Linked DNA regions of Homo sapiens: all the other regions are linked to region 2. A link is an interaction called in ENCODE POLR2A ChIA-PET data of the cell type or tissue named here. Cell type or tissue: K562. All regions are shown on one strand. Each heading gives the region's core, and the rest is flanking DNA. Links, peaks and the distances in the headings are about the cores only.

Region 1 (4,866 bases), core at 570-4,569, 1.2 Mb before region 2:
TCAACAATAATTACAGTAGCTACTAATATTTGTTAACTTCATTCTTTGTGCTAGATATATCTTAATCTTTATGACAACACTGTAAGGTAGGTACTATTATTGTACCCATCTTAAAGACAGAAAAACTGAAGCACAGAGCAGTTATTTACCCAAGGTTTAATAACTAGTAACCTGTGAACTGTATCACTCAATGAAATATAAACTTAAAACAATAACATTATTTTTTACATATCAGAATGGTAAAAACGTTTAAACATGATCCCCAGGATTCAAATGGGCCCTTACACATTCCTGGTAGGAGGTATGTTGATTTAACAGTTAAAATACACAGACTCTTTGAGAAATTCTTCTCAGAACCTCTTCGCCTGAGACACATTTGCACAAAGACGCACATACAAGGATGTTCCCGTATCGTTGTAATAATACAAAACTGGAAACCTAGGTATCCATCAACTGGAAATGGGTTAAATGAATTATGTCCTAACTTCACTAATGAACAGTATGCAGTCACTTAAAACAAGTGTATGTAACAGAGGTGAAAGAATCACTAAAATCAGTTGTTCTAAGAAAAAGCAAAATACACACGTAGGCGTGTGTGCGTGTGTGTATGTGTTTGTGTTTTTTATATAAAAAAATTCAGCTAGGCGCAGTGGCTCACGCCTGTAATCCCAGCACTCTGGGAGGCCGAGGCAGGCGGATCACAAGGTCAGGAAATCAAGACCATCCTGGCCAACATGATGAAACCCCATCTCTATTAAAAATAAAAATACAAAAATTAGCAGGGCGTGGTGGCCCATGCCTGTAATCCCAGCTACTCGGGAGGCTGAGGCAGGAGAATCGCTTGAACCTGGGAGGCGGAGGTTGCAGTGAGCTGAGATCGCGCCACTGCACTCCAGCCTGGTGACAGAGCAAGACACTGTCTCAAAAAAAAAAAAATTCAAAGTCACCTGGAGCCTCTGTATTTTTTTACATAAAAAACTATACATCTGTGTATGTCAGACATATGTCTGAAAACAGTATCACGAAGAAAGAGCCATCTTAAGCATGTGGCTCTGAACTTGGAATAACGGCACTAGCACCCAGCCCCACCCTCAGCCTACCGTGGGGCCCTGGGCAAGCCCCTTCAGCCTCTCCATGCCTCAGTTTCCCTTACTGTTCAACAGGCATAGTGGGAGCGCCTCCCTAACAGGGATGGGGAAAGGAGCCTGTGCACTGGAGTCCGAGGTGCCAGCATCCACCGCAGATCCACTCACCGAGGATCATGGAGCAGCGCTGGGCGGGTTCCTGGCCCGTGAGCAGCGTGAAGTGTTCGGGGTAGTAGAACTCCAGGGCTTCCAGGAAGGCCTCATAGCCCCTCTTGCCACGGCAGCGCAAGATGTCCATCAGGCGCCCTACAGAGTAGTGGGGGGATGTACCCAGGGTCTAGGGGAAGGCCTCCCCAGGTGCCTGGTTGCTTCTGCCCCCACCATGCTCCAGGCCCACGTTCCCCAGATTTTTGAGCCAGTGACACACACAGGGGCCTGTCCCAACACATCAGGGAAGAGAAGAGAGCCATTCTGCCACAGCCAGGGGAGCACATTCCCTCATGACTCCTGGGCTCCCAGAGCTCCCCAACACCCCCCACAGACACAGATGCCGGCCCGCAAATGCAGCCTGCCTTTTCAATGGCACAGAGAAGCCCCCTCTATCCCCAGAAGCAAAGAAAATACTTCTCCCATTGGCCATGCCTGAAATTCCACCATTAAAGACCATTCCATCATGCCTTTTTGAGTTCTGGTTCAAAGGCACACCCTGTGGGAGTGGGGACCCACGTAAAGCTGAGACGGATCTTGACACTTGAAAAAGGACTCCCCCAGGAGTGTATGGTGCACAGAGGAGGGGACAGACAGAACTCGGAGATCAAAGAGCGCAGGAAAGGTGCCAAGTCCACCGGCTGTGACCGGGAGGTCCCAGGCCCAGCCGGCCCTGGCAGCCACATCCAACCTTCTGCTCTAATGTGGACCCAGGAAGTGGGAGAGAACCCCAAGAGACAAAACTCTGACCCCGGTGTGGGCAACGCGGACCGCCAAGGCGCAGTGGTGGGTGGGGAGGAGGCAGGCTGGTGGGCATACCCAGCCGGCCCACTCTACTGATGCGGAGACCGAGCCCCAGGGCAGCAGAGCCCTAGCTTCGCGCTACACGGCTGTGGGCGCTGCGCCCCAGGGCACGGCCGGCCCAGGTCGTGGCCCACTCGGGACCCGCGGCTCACCGGTGCGGTTGACGCGGCACGGGAAGCGGTAGGTGCTCAGCACCTCCTCCTCGTCCTGCTCGTCGATGACCCGGCACTGGCGCAGATACGGCGTGAGCTTGGCCGGGTTCAGGGCGCGAGCCAGCCGATGCCGGACGCCCTCGATTCGCTCCCACAGCGCGTCCTCCTCCGCCTCAGACCCCGAGCCGGCCCCGGCCTCCTCCTCGGCCTCCCCCGCCTCCGCCCGGCCCGGCATGGCCGTGTCCTCAGGGTCTGCGGGCAAGAGGCGCACGGGGGTCGACCAGGGCTCCCTAGGGCTAGATGTGCGGCCAAGCACCCCCGGGGCGTCGTCCGCAGACCCGCCGTCGGGGGCGCGCCCCGAGCTCCCCGCGACTCACCCCGCACGCTACAGTCGCCTCGGGCTCCCGGGTCCGCACTCGGGCGGCGGCTCCGCCGGCGCAGGGGGGCGGTGCCCGTGGCGCCCCCGGCTCCGCCCCCGTCCCCGCAGCCTCCTGGGCTGCCCGGGCCTCCCCACATTGCCGCCCGCCCCGGGTCGTGCGTCCGGCCCCCGGCCACCCCGCGCGTCCGTCTGCACGCCCTCCCTCCCGGCCGTCCGGCTGCGCCTCCCCCTGCTTCCTGTTTCCCGCCGGCTCTCCAGCCCGGCTCGGCGGGGTCCTGGCCGCCCGCCCACACCTGCCCGGCCTCTGGGCGGGGCGGGGGCGGGCAGGCGCGCTCACACCCCCCGCGCGCCGCGACACACCTTCCCCGGGCCACGCGCATCGCCTCCCCACGCCCACAGCGCGCCCGCCCGTGCGGGGCTAGCCGCTCACGCCCGGCGCAGCCCGCGGGCACTCAAGCTGGGCTTGCCCTTCTCGGGTCCCCACATGCACTGCGGGCGCGGGAGCTTCCCTGGAGCGCAGGACAGCCCCGCGGGGGACAGCAATGGGCAGAGGTCATGGGGGCTTTCTGCAAGATGGGGGTCTGAACCTGCAGGGCAGCACTGCCAACTCCCCTCTTACGCAAACTCCCGTGGCACTTGAGGACCAGGGACCCCACAATTCTCAAAGGGTATTCCTCCAGGTGTTGGTCCCAGAGATGCTGGGGGCGGGCTGTGACTAGCCATCCATACTCCCGCTCCTGCCTGGGAGGCCGGTGGTGTCTTACCATGATACTGGCCGAGTCTACACGGTATCTGCTGGTGCATGCGATACAGTCTCGCTATGCATTAGAAGCTGCCAGGTACCTGCTGCCAGGGAGGAACAGAGGAGGCACAACCGGTACAGGAAAGAGGTGTGAGCTCCCTAATCGCCTTCCACAACTTCTGAATTAGATGCCGTGGACATATGTATTACTTATCCAAAGAATTAAGGTTTCAATCAATAAAGGCTCTGAAAAGCCCTGCTTAAATTAAGGCCGGGGGCGGTGGCTCATGCCTGGAATCCCGACACTTTGGGAGACCGAGGCGAGTGGATCACCTGAGGTCAGGAGTTCGAGACCAGCCTGACCAATATGGCGAAACCCCATCTCTACTAAAAATATAAAAATTAGCTAGACGTGGTAGTGCGCGTCTGTAATCCCAGCTACTCGGGAGGCTGAGGCACGAGAATCGCTTGAACCCAGGAGGCGGAGGTTGCAGTGATATCGTGCCACTGCACTCCAGCAGCCCGGGCAACAGAATGAGACTCCCCCTCAAAAAAAAAAAAAAAAAAAAAAAAAGCCCCAGCAGTAAAGAAACAGATTTAACTTTATATATCCTGGTGTCCTTTTCCAAACTTAATTAACCACAGCCTTTTTTTGGTTTGCATTTGTTGTACATTTGTTTTTGTTTTGGGTGTCACCTGTTTACATGCAGAAGAAATGCTTTGGGAGAACTGAATTCTAGTGCAAATTCCTCAATTAACAAAGGAGGAAGCAGAGCTCAGAGAGGGCAAGGAACTTGCCCAAATTCACACAGCGAGGCCACAATGGGAATAGGCCGGAGCCCAGCCCCTGGCCTCTGTCCTCTCCAAGCCCCGAGTCCAGGCACACACCAGACCTCCCTTTCAATACGTCCTTCCCCTCTCTGTGGCCTTGGTTGCCCTCCCACGCAGAGCGGCAGCTCCTCCCACCAGCAGCCCTACTCCTCGTGAATATTTTTAACTTGGCCAGCAGAGCGGGATGGACGCCTTGGAAAATGAGGCTATGGTTAATTATTTTTTCATCGAGAAGCTAAGCAGGGCCTAAAGATAAGGCACAGAAGCCAAGAGGTCTCTGCAGATAAGTGGACAGAGAAGTGAGGGCACACTGGGTCTGAACAGGCAGGTAGCTGGGTACACCGAGTGCCCCTGGTGCCCAGCATTCCAGGGGAAGCGACAGAGTTCCTTTGGGTACCACACTCCCACATTCACATGTACAATTATACAGGCATGCACACGCACCATCACATACACATGCACACATACACACCCACCCACTGTGGGCATCAAGCCAGGCAGGAGGCAGACAGGGGCGTACCCACTTCCCCACAAACATCTGAGCCTCCTCATCTTTCCCCTGTCCCCGGGCGTCCATAGCACCGAGTGTGCAAGCGTGTGATTAGGTACCATGTTCATTATTGTCCTCTTGTGAGTTCTGCTACATTCATCTTCTCTCTATAGCTA
Region 2 (4,866 bases), core at 280-4,279:
AGATTTCTTTGAAAAAGAAGACTCATGCCTATAATCCCAGCACTTTGGGAGGCCAAGGTGGGCCAATCACTTGAGGCCAGGAGTTCGAGACCAGCCTGGCTAACATAGTGAAACCCCATCTCTACTAAAAATGCAAAAAATTAGTTGGGCGTGGTGGTGCACTGCTGTAATCCCAACTACTCAGGAGGCTGAGGCATGAGAATCACCTGAACCCCGGAGGTGGAGGTTGCAGTGAGCTGAGATGGCGAGAGTGAGACTCTATCTCTAAAGAAAAACAATTAAAAAAAAAAGTTCAGGGGACATAGGAGGAGTATTAAGTATTTTAAAATTATTATTATTATTTTTGAGACAGAGTTTCTGTCTGTCATCCAGGCTGGAGTGCAGTGGTATGATCTCGGCTCACTGCAACCTCTGCCTCCTGGGTTCAAGCAGTTCTTCTGCCTCAGCCTCCCGCGTAGCTGGGACTACAGGTACCTGCCACCACGCCTGGCTAATTTTTGTATTTTTATTAGAGACGGGGTTTCACCATGTTGTCTAGGCTGGTCTTGAACTCCTGACCTCAGGTGATCCCCCTGAGCCTCAAAGTGCTGGGATTACAGATGTGAGCCACCGTGCCCGGCCAAGGAGTACTAAGTCTTTGTGGAAGAGTCAGGAAAGGCTGTGAAGAGGAGCTGCCCTTTAATTGATTCTAAAGGATGAGTAGGAATTTTCCAGGTAAATGGAGGGAATAGTGAATGGGCAGAGGAAACCATTCTCACAGAGGCATGGAGGCATTGGAGACAGGAATATATAGTGGACCAAAAGTAATCCAGTAGGATGAGTGGAGAGTATGAGGTCCTGAGTGGTAGGAGGAGAGGCTGGGCAGAGGAAGGCAGGGCTCAGATTCTGAGGGTCCTTAAATGCCATGCCAAAGAGGTTAGACTTTTATTCTGAGAGTCTAGGGAGTCTTTGCAGCCTGTAGAAGAGGAGAATACATATAAGAAAAGTGAATGAGCCGGCAGGATGGAAATCTGATTAGCGTCTGGCATGGCTGAGTATGTGGCCTTTAGTAATTGGACCTCTGCAGCTTTTCTCCTCCACCTTTGTCTCGGCTTCCACAGAGTGAGGAATGTGATGCATGCTGGAGACGGGTAATGTGACTGACCGAGAGCCCTGATGGACAAGGTGACGTTGGTGATAGCCCTTGGTGTGGAACAGGACCTGAAAGAACAGGAGCAGGGGAGGTTGAATAGAATTTAGCCAGCCTTCTTAGGAACACTCCCAGCAAACCCTTCTCTAACCCTGAAGGCTTTCACAGCTCACTTTGCCGTGCATTTAGAAACTCCTCAGCCCAACCGCTCCCTCTTTGTTCATTTGTTTTACATTTTACAAACATTTGAGGAAAGGCACTGGTTGTGGGGCATCAGGAAATTGTTGCGGTATGTTCCTTGTTTTCAAGATGCTTATGTATTGTGCGGGGAGGGGAGGATGTGTATCCAAAACACTGTTGCACAAGGCAGTACATTGCAAATGTAAGGGAGACACAGACATTTGTGGGCAGAATGAGTAGGATTTTGCTAGGAGGAGGTGCGCTGTTGGGCTTTCAGGATAGGAAATCCATGAGCAAAGGTGTAGAGCTAGGACCCTGCAGAGAACCCCAGCACAAGGAAGGGGAGTGCTGTGTGTGTGATGGGGCCACTTGCACCATGACAGAGCTTACAAGAAGAAAGTGAGGAGGGAGTACGGCACAAATGGGGAGGCTGTTAAGCAGTTGGGCCTGGGGAGCCATTCATAAGCTTTGACTTGAAGTGACGGCGTCAGAGTTGTGCTTTATTTAGGACCTTAAGGGGTTGGTTGGAGGGAATAGAGACTGAATTTGTAAAGACAAAAGTTAAGAGTCTGTTGTGGTGGTTCAGGTAGAATAACAGCCTGAATCAGGCTGGTGGCTGCGGATTGGCAAAAAGGGCAGACATCAGGGAAGGAGGCAAGGTAAAATGCTAGAATCATCAGGACTGGACTGAGGAGACTGGTGGCTAGAGAGATGGTATTGTCATTGTCAGAAATAAAGAAGGAACTGGTCAGGCAGTAAGAGGAAAAGGCTCTGGTTTTGGAATCTGAAGACCTGAACTCATGGCCTCCCCCAAGCTCTGAGATCTCCCTAGGTTCTTTTTACCCCACTGTTAAAAGGGAACAGTAATGCCTACCTCATAAGATTACAGTGAGAAATAAAATGCTTTATTAACATTGTTAGTGTCTGTGCTGTTGTTTAAAAGAGGGTTGGGTTGGGTGTTGAGTTTGGATATCAGACTTCTAGGAGTTATCCAGGCAATTGGAAATTCAGTCTGGAGTTCTGGGCATAGGATGGTGTTAGAAATGAGTGTTTTTATAGTTTTCAAAATGACAGCCAAAGCCATAGAACAAGATGGCCAAGGGGAAAGTTTGGAGGAAACAGAACAGGGCCACTGACAGACTACTGGAAAAAACTGGCATTCAGGAGACAAGAGCGGGGGACGGGGTGGGGAGGCACATCAGGAGAGGTCAGGTGATGCGTGAGCAGGGTGGGAGGGAAGTGCTTCAAGAGGGAAAGGCTGAGTGGCCAGCAGTATCGAATGCTGTAGGAGTCAAGAAGAGGGCATTAGAGAGTTTAGAAGGCCACTGGTGGGCCAGGCATGATGGCTGACGCCTGTAATCCCAGCACTTTGGTGGGAGGCCAAGGCGGGCAGATCACTTGAGGTCAGGAGTTCGAGACCAGCCTGGCCAGCATGGTGAAACCCCGTCTCTACTGAAAATACAAAACTTAGCCAGGCATGATGGCGGGCGCCTGTAATCCCAGCTACCTGGGAGGCTGAGGCAGGAGAATCGCTTGAACCTGGGAGGCAGAGGTTGCTGTGAGCAAGGATTGTGCCACTGCACTCCAGCCTGGGTGACAGAGTGAGACTCCATCTCAAAAAAAAAAAAAAAAAAAAAGGCCACTGGTGGCATGTGACAACTGCGGTTTCTTCTGTAGTGGGCAGATTCCCATTGAGTAGATGGTGGGATAGTACAGTCAACACGCGTTGATGACTCTCGAGATGTTTGATGGTGAAAGGAAAAACAGGAGATGGTAGCTTTGCAGATAAGCAGGGGCAAGGGAAGGGGGGTGGTTTTCCTTTCCTTAGTTTAGGAGCTTGTTTGGAGTGGGAGGAAGAGAAGAAGAGACAAGGAGAATATTTGGTGCGGGGGAAGAGAGTCACACATGCTGAAGGGGTTAGCCAGCCAGGGAAGGAGCAGGGGTGCTCTCAGAGACAGGACAGCTGGGAAAGGCTGAGGGAGTGATTGTGGAAATTAAATCCAGCACCTCATGGAAAGCAGCTGACGGGTTGTCATATAGTAGGAGCTCAGTAACTGTTTGGTCGGTTGGTCCTGCCTTCTGTCTGATTCCCTTCCTTGTCCTGAGCTCAAACTCATTTCTCCAGCTGCTTGCTGGACATGTCACCTGAGCCACCTCAGTTAAAAATCTTATCTCTAAAATGTTTCTGAGTTCCTCCCCCATTTTCCTCCATCTTTCTGTCGTCATTATCTCTTGCCTGCATTATTAGAATTACTTCCTAACTGGACTCCCCCCTTACTGGTCTCTCACTTGCTGGTGCACACTTGGCACTGCTACTCAGGAGATCTTTCTAACCCACAGCCATCTGATCATGTTACTCCCCTGCCTCAGCCTACGGGTGTCTCAATGCCTGGTGCAGAAGGTGTGTCGCTGCTGTCCGTCTGTTGTGCTGCTTCCACCTCTCATGTAGTCTCCCGACACTCCATGTCACCCATGCTGCTCCTCAACACACTGAGCTGCTTCCTGGTCCCTGAACTTGCCATGATCTGCCACGCCACGCTTTGTTCCTCTGGCTAGGATGTCCTTCCTCCTTCTGCAGGCCCAGCACTTGTTGACCTAGCTTGGCATCAGCCCTTTGCAGAACTGTCCTCGGCTTCCCCAGGCAGTGCTTTATGTTCTCTTCACACAGTCCTAGAGTGCAGCACTTGAGCTGTATTGCAATTAATTAATTTCCTGTCTGCCTCCCCCACTGGGCTGTGAGCTCACTAGGGGCACCTGTAGTCCTAGTACCCAGCATGAGGCTTGGCATAAAACCTGGGAGAGCCTCGGTGGCTGTTGTTGAATGAAGTAGCGAATGCTCTGCTTGATGGAGAGGTCTGTGGCACTGTCATGTTTTAACTTGGTGTGTGCCCAGGTTTTCTCTCAGGTAGAGAGGACCCCTGTTCCTCTGCAGTGCTGGGGTCGGGGGGTGGTGGCCTTTGTTAGGTGGGGTTCCTGGCTGGCTGGTTGGCAGGCTGGTTGGTCAGGACTCCCTCTCCTGCTGATGTCTGGGCTCTTGTCACCAGATGGGACTGAGTATGGGCTGAGTGAAGCTGACATGGAGGCCTCCTACGCCACAGTGAAGAGCATGGCGGAACAGATAGAGGCCGATGTCATCCTTCTGCGGGAACGGCAAGAAGCTGGGGGCCGCGTGCGTGATTACCTGGTCCGGAAACGAGTAGGAGACAATGACTTCCTGGAGGTCAGGTGAGGAGGCCGCGGGACATTTTGGGGTCCCCATTCTTCACAGAGGTTGGTGACTGAGCCTGTGGCACTTGGCGTGTCAGCTCCATCCTTTCCCCTCCTGAGGCGGGGAAAGAGTGTCCAGGTGTCTGGAGACGTGGGCTCCTTGCTCTAATTCTGCACTTCCCTGTCACTTTGGGAAGAGCACGAGAGAGGCCAGCCGTGCATTCTGTGGCCATTCTCTGTGGGTGTGTTTCTTTTCCCTTCAGCCTGTGAGCCTGGAAACCAGGGTCATGGAGAAGAGCCTTTTGTGCCTCTGGTAGCCTTGCGGCTCTTCCTGGCAGCACCCAGAAGCT
Region 3 (4,866 bases), core at 570-4,569, 170 kb before region 2:
CAGACTCCACCAAAAAGCTATTAGAACTGATAAACAAATTCAGTAAAGTTGCAGGATACAAAATCAACATACAAAAATCAGCAGCATTTCTAAATACCGACAGGGAACAATCTGAAAAAGAAATTCAAAAATTAATCCCATTTACAATAGCTACAAATAAAATTAAAGACCTAGAAATTAACTTAACCAAAGAAGTGAAGGATCTCTACAATGAAAACTATAAAACATTGATGAAATACATTGAAGAGGACACACAAAAAACAGAAAGATATTGCATGTTCATGAGTTGGAAGAATCAGTACTGTTAAAATGTCCATACTAAACACAGCAATCTACAGAATCAATGCAATTCCTATCAAAATACCAATGACATTCTTCAGAGAAATAGAAAAACAACCCTAAAATTTATATGGAACCACAAAAGACCCAGAATAGCCAAAGCTATCTTGAGCAAAAAGAACGAAACTAAAGGAACCACATAACCTGACTTCAAATTATACTATAGAGCTATAGTATCCAAAACAGCACGGTATGGGCATAAAAACAGATGCATAGACCAATGGAACAGAATATAAAACTCAGAAACAAATCCACACACCTACAGTGAACTCATTTTCGACAAAGGTGCCAATAACATACATTGGAGAAAGGACGGTCTCTTCAGTAAATGGTGCTGGGAAAATGGGATATCCATAAGCAGAAGAATGAAATTAGACCCCTATCTCTCACCATATACAAAAATCAAATAAAAATGGATTAAAGACTTAAATCTAAGACCTCAAACTATGAAACTACTAAAAGGAAGCATTGGGGAAACTCTGTAGAACACTGGACTGGGTAAAGATTTCTTGAGTAATACCACACAAGCACAGTCAACTGTAGGATATAATAAATTCCTCTTCAAAGGTTTTAGCCTGTAAATTGTTTTTTTTTTTTTTTTTGAGACGGAGTCTCGCTCTGTCACCCAGGCTGGAGTGCAATGGCATGATCTCGGCTCACTGCAAGCTCCACCTCCCAGGTTCACGCCATTCTCCTGCCTCAGCCACCTGAGTAGCTGCGACTACAGGTGCCCGCCACCATGCCCGGCTAATTTTTTGTATTTTTAGTAGAGATGGGGTTTCACCATGTTAGCCAGGATGGTCTTGATCTCCTGACCTCGTGATCCACCCACCTCGGCCTCCCAAAGTGCTGGGATTACAGGTGTGAGCCATAGTGCCCAGCTGCCTGTAAATTGTTAAGTACAATGAGTTTTGAGATCCTCTCCAAGGAACCAATGTATCAGTATGTTCAGCTCCCCTGTTCTTTGTTCTCCATTTTAAAGGTTAACTTCCTCCTTCTTCTTGCTTTCTTGCCCCTAGTTTCAGTAAACAACCTTTTCCATCAGTTCTAATCAGTAGTTTACATCTGTTCCCCTGGTCATCTACTCCATGCTGAGTCTCCCCTGGTCAATTGCTCTGTCCTAAGTCACCCCTGGTCACCTGCTCTGACCTGAGTCACCTTTAGTCACCTGTTCCTAACCATCCTTCCTGCCAAACTACTCACTCCACCACTCCGACTCATAACCCTGCTCTCTTTAAAATAGCCAGTCGGAATTAGCTTAGACTGTGCAGTCCAACCCTAGCCAATAGGGGAATGACACAGCAGTAGGGGCTACTTGAGTCAGGAATAAAACCCCCTTCCCCTCCCTTGTTCAGATGTGCTCTCGCCATTGCTCCATCAGTGAGTCACACCCTTTTATAGAAGTAAAATTGCCTTGCTGAGAAAATATTTGCAAACTATCCATCTGACAAGGGATTAATAACCAGAATATATAAAAAGTTCAAACTACTCTATAGGAAAAAAATCTAATAATCTTATTTAAAAATGGGCAAAATATCTGAAAAGACATTTCTCAAAAGAAGTGTGAAAGGAAAATATCTTGGGCCTCCAAAATCACTAAGGAAAACTCAAACTGGAAACTGCTTATGGCAAACCTGCCTTTCATTCTATTCAAAGTCACTCCTCTGCTCACTGAGATAGATGCATATCTGATTGCCTCCTTTGGAAAGGATAATCAGAAACTCAAAAGAATGCAACCATTTGTGTCTCACCTATCTGTGACCTGGAAGCCCACTCCTTGCTTTGCTTAGTCTTCCTGTCTTTGCTTCAGGTTGTCCCGCCTTTCCAGACTGGACCAATGTTCTTCTTACATATACTGATAGATGTCTCATGTCTCCCAAAATGTGTAGAACCAAGCTGTGCCCCAACCACCTTGGGCACACGTCGTCAGGACTTCCTGAGGCTGTGTCACGGGCGTATCCCCAATCTTGGCAAAATAAACTTTCTTTTTTTTTTTTTTGAGACAGAGTCTTGCTCTGTCCCCAGGCTGGAGTGCAGTGGCGCGATCTCAGCTCACTGCAACCTCCACCTCCTGGAATCAAGCAATTCCCCTGCCTCAGCCTCCTGAGTAGCTGGGACTACAGGCACGTGCCACCATGCCCGGCTAATTTTTTTTTTTTTTGTATTTTAGTAGAGACGGGGTTTCACCATGTTGGCCAGGATGGTCTCAATCTCCTGACCTTGTGATCTGCCCACCTTGGCCTCCCAAAGTGCTGGGATTACAGGCATGAGCCACTGCGCCCGGCAGCAAAATAAACTCTCTAAACTAACTCAGACCTGTCTCAGATTCTCTGGGTTCACAGAAGACATACAAATGGCAAATAGCTATATGAAAAGGTGCTCAATGTCACTGATCATCAGAGAAATGCAAATCAAAACTACAATGAAATATCATCTCACCCCAGTTAATATGGCTTTTATACAAAAGACAGGGAATAACAAAACCAGGCATGGTGGCTTATATCTGTAATCCCAGCACTTTGGGAGGCCCAGGTGGGAGGATCACTAGAGCTCAGGAGTTGGAGACCAGCCTGGGCAACATGGTGAGACCCTATCTCTACCAAAAAAATACAAAAATTAGCTGGGCATGGTGGCACGCACCTGTAGTCCCAGTTACTTGAGAAGCTGAGGTGGGAGGATCACTTGAGTCCTGGATGTTGAGGCAGCAGTGATCCATGATCACGTCATTGCACTCCAGCCTAGGCGACAGAGCGAGACCCTGTCCCAAAAACAAAACAAAACAATTTTTTTTTTTTGAGATGGAGTCTCGCTCTGTCGCCCAGGCCGGACTGCAGTGGCGCTATCTCGGCTCACTGCAAGCTCCGCCTCGCGGGTTCACACCATCTCCTGCCTCAGCCTCCCGAGTAGCTGGGACTACAGGTGCCCACCACTGCGCCTGGCTAATTTTTTGTATTTTTAGTAGAGACAGGGTTTCACCGTGTTAGCCAGGTTGGTCTCGATTTCCTGACCTCGTGATCCGCCCGCGTCGGCCTCCCAAAGTGCTAGGATTACAGGTGTGAGCCACAGCGGCCAGCCAAAACAATTTAAAATGAAAAAACTTGGGCTTATGCTGAAGGGAAGTTCAGATCAATTATAAATATTTATTAACCAATTACCATATGGAATTAATTACCATATTAATCAATTACCAAGGCAAAGCATTATGGAGGATATAAGGAGTCCTAAGACAACCTATGCCCTAGGTAAATTTAAAACATAATTAAGGAGGCAAAATATAAACATATAAAAAGAAAACTATCAAGAGACAGCAGTATAAGTATGAGACACGGAAAGAATGAGAACACTCCAATGTGGCCCTTGCCACAGTGCCCTGCACCCCCACCCAGCTGTTCTTCTCCACTCTCTCTTGCATATGACTTAGCTCCTAAGTATTCCTATTGTTCTTAGTAAAATCCAAATTGCAGGCCGGGCATCGTGGCTCACGCCTGTAATCCCAGCACTTTGGGAGGCCAAGGTGGGTGGATCACCTGAGGTCGGGAGTTCGAGACCAGCCCGACCAACATGGAGAAACCCTGTCTCTACTAAAAATACAAAATTAGCCGGGTGTGGTGGCATGCACCTGTAATCGCAGCTACTCGGGAGGCTGAGGAGGAGAATCGCTTGAACCTGGGAGATGGAGGTTGTAGTGAGCCGAGATCGCACCATTGCACTCCAGCCTGGGCAACAAGAGTGAAACTCCATCTCGAAAAAAAAAAACTCCAAATTGCCCAAACAGTGGCTGCTACTCTGCAAGAACAATTCTTCCCTCTCTGAGATAAGAATCATCCTTAATCAATTGTTTCTGAAACCAGCTGAACTCCAGCTGAGCACCCTTGTTAAAGCCCTGTACGACATTTCACCCTCCTTCCCCAAGTTAAAAGGCTCTTTCAGAGACTTCTTATGCCTGGCATTTCTGAAAAGGGACTTCTGCAAACAGTTCTCTGTTTTGTTTTCTAAGTGAGTATTTTAGATAGTAAATTCTATAATAGGTCAAGAAGGACAAGATTTTCTAAATTGAGTAATTAGGGAAGATTAGAAAAAGCAGGCCTTGAAATGAGAGCCTTAAATGATTTGTATGATTCAGAAAGACTGTGAGATGGGGATGGAAGGAGCAAATACCCAAGAAGATAGAAATATACCATGCAAAGTTCTCTGTGACCAGACAAATTAACAGCCAAGAGTGAGAGCAAAATAAAGGCACTTTCAGACATACTAAGGTTCAAAGTTTACCACCTGTATTACATTTCTGAAAGAAATAAGTATTACAGCAAAACAAAAATACAGGAAAAAATAACATCTGGGATGCAAGAAACCATAATGAACAAAGAAAACAAAAATCTTTATAGTTAAATCTAAATAACTGCTGATGTACAATGTTTTTAGATTTTTTTTCTTTTGGTAGAGACAGAGTCTTGCTATGTTGCCCAGGCTAATCATGAACTCCTGGCCTCAAATAAGCCTCCTGCCTCAGCCTTCCAAGTAGCTGGG

The links. ChIA-PET counts read pairs that join two places held together with the same protein. Peaks named below come from ENCODE experiments on the same cell type or tissue, not always from the same donor. Only the 100,000 strongest peaks of a DNase experiment are listed, where the experiment ranks them.
Region 1: POLR2A ChIA-PET joins it to region 2 with 5 read pairs; 1 of 35 experiments calls an interaction of 5 or more read pairs at or near these places.
Region 3: POLR2A ChIA-PET joins it to region 2 with 5 read pairs; 2 of 35 experiments call an interaction of 5 or more read pairs at or near these places.

Annotation. Positions count from the first base shown.
Region 1 is chr22:37,516,718-37,521,583 of GRCh38, forward strand. It overlaps CARD10 (caspase recruitment domain family member 10), which reads right to left and starts at 2,698. Exons shown (of 20, transcript NM_014550.4): 1 at 2,249-2,698; 2 at 1,254-1,391. The coding sequence starts at 2,483. In K562, for the core only: no CTCF peak of the experiment used is centred there; DNase peaks (open chromatin) are centred at 2,784 and 4,306; H3K4me3 peaks cover 1,684 bases.
Region 2 is chr22:38,711,554-38,716,419 of GRCh38, forward strand. GTPBP1 (GTP binding protein 1) reads left to right here. Exons shown (of 12, transcript NM_004286.5): 3 at 4,354-4,534. Among named protein-coding and RNA genes, the nearest start is that of GTPBP1, 8.0 kb to the left of the region's middle. In K562, for the core only: no CTCF peak of the experiment used is centred there; a DNase peak (open chromatin) is centred at 2,503.
Region 3 is chr22:38,542,307-38,547,172 of GRCh38, forward strand. The region is part of intron 8 of DMC1 (DNA meiotic recombinase 1); the gene reads right to left. Among named protein-coding and RNA genes, the nearest start is that of DMC1, 25 kb to the right of the region's middle. In K562, for the core only: no CTCF peak of the experiment used is centred there; no DNase peak of the experiment used is centred there.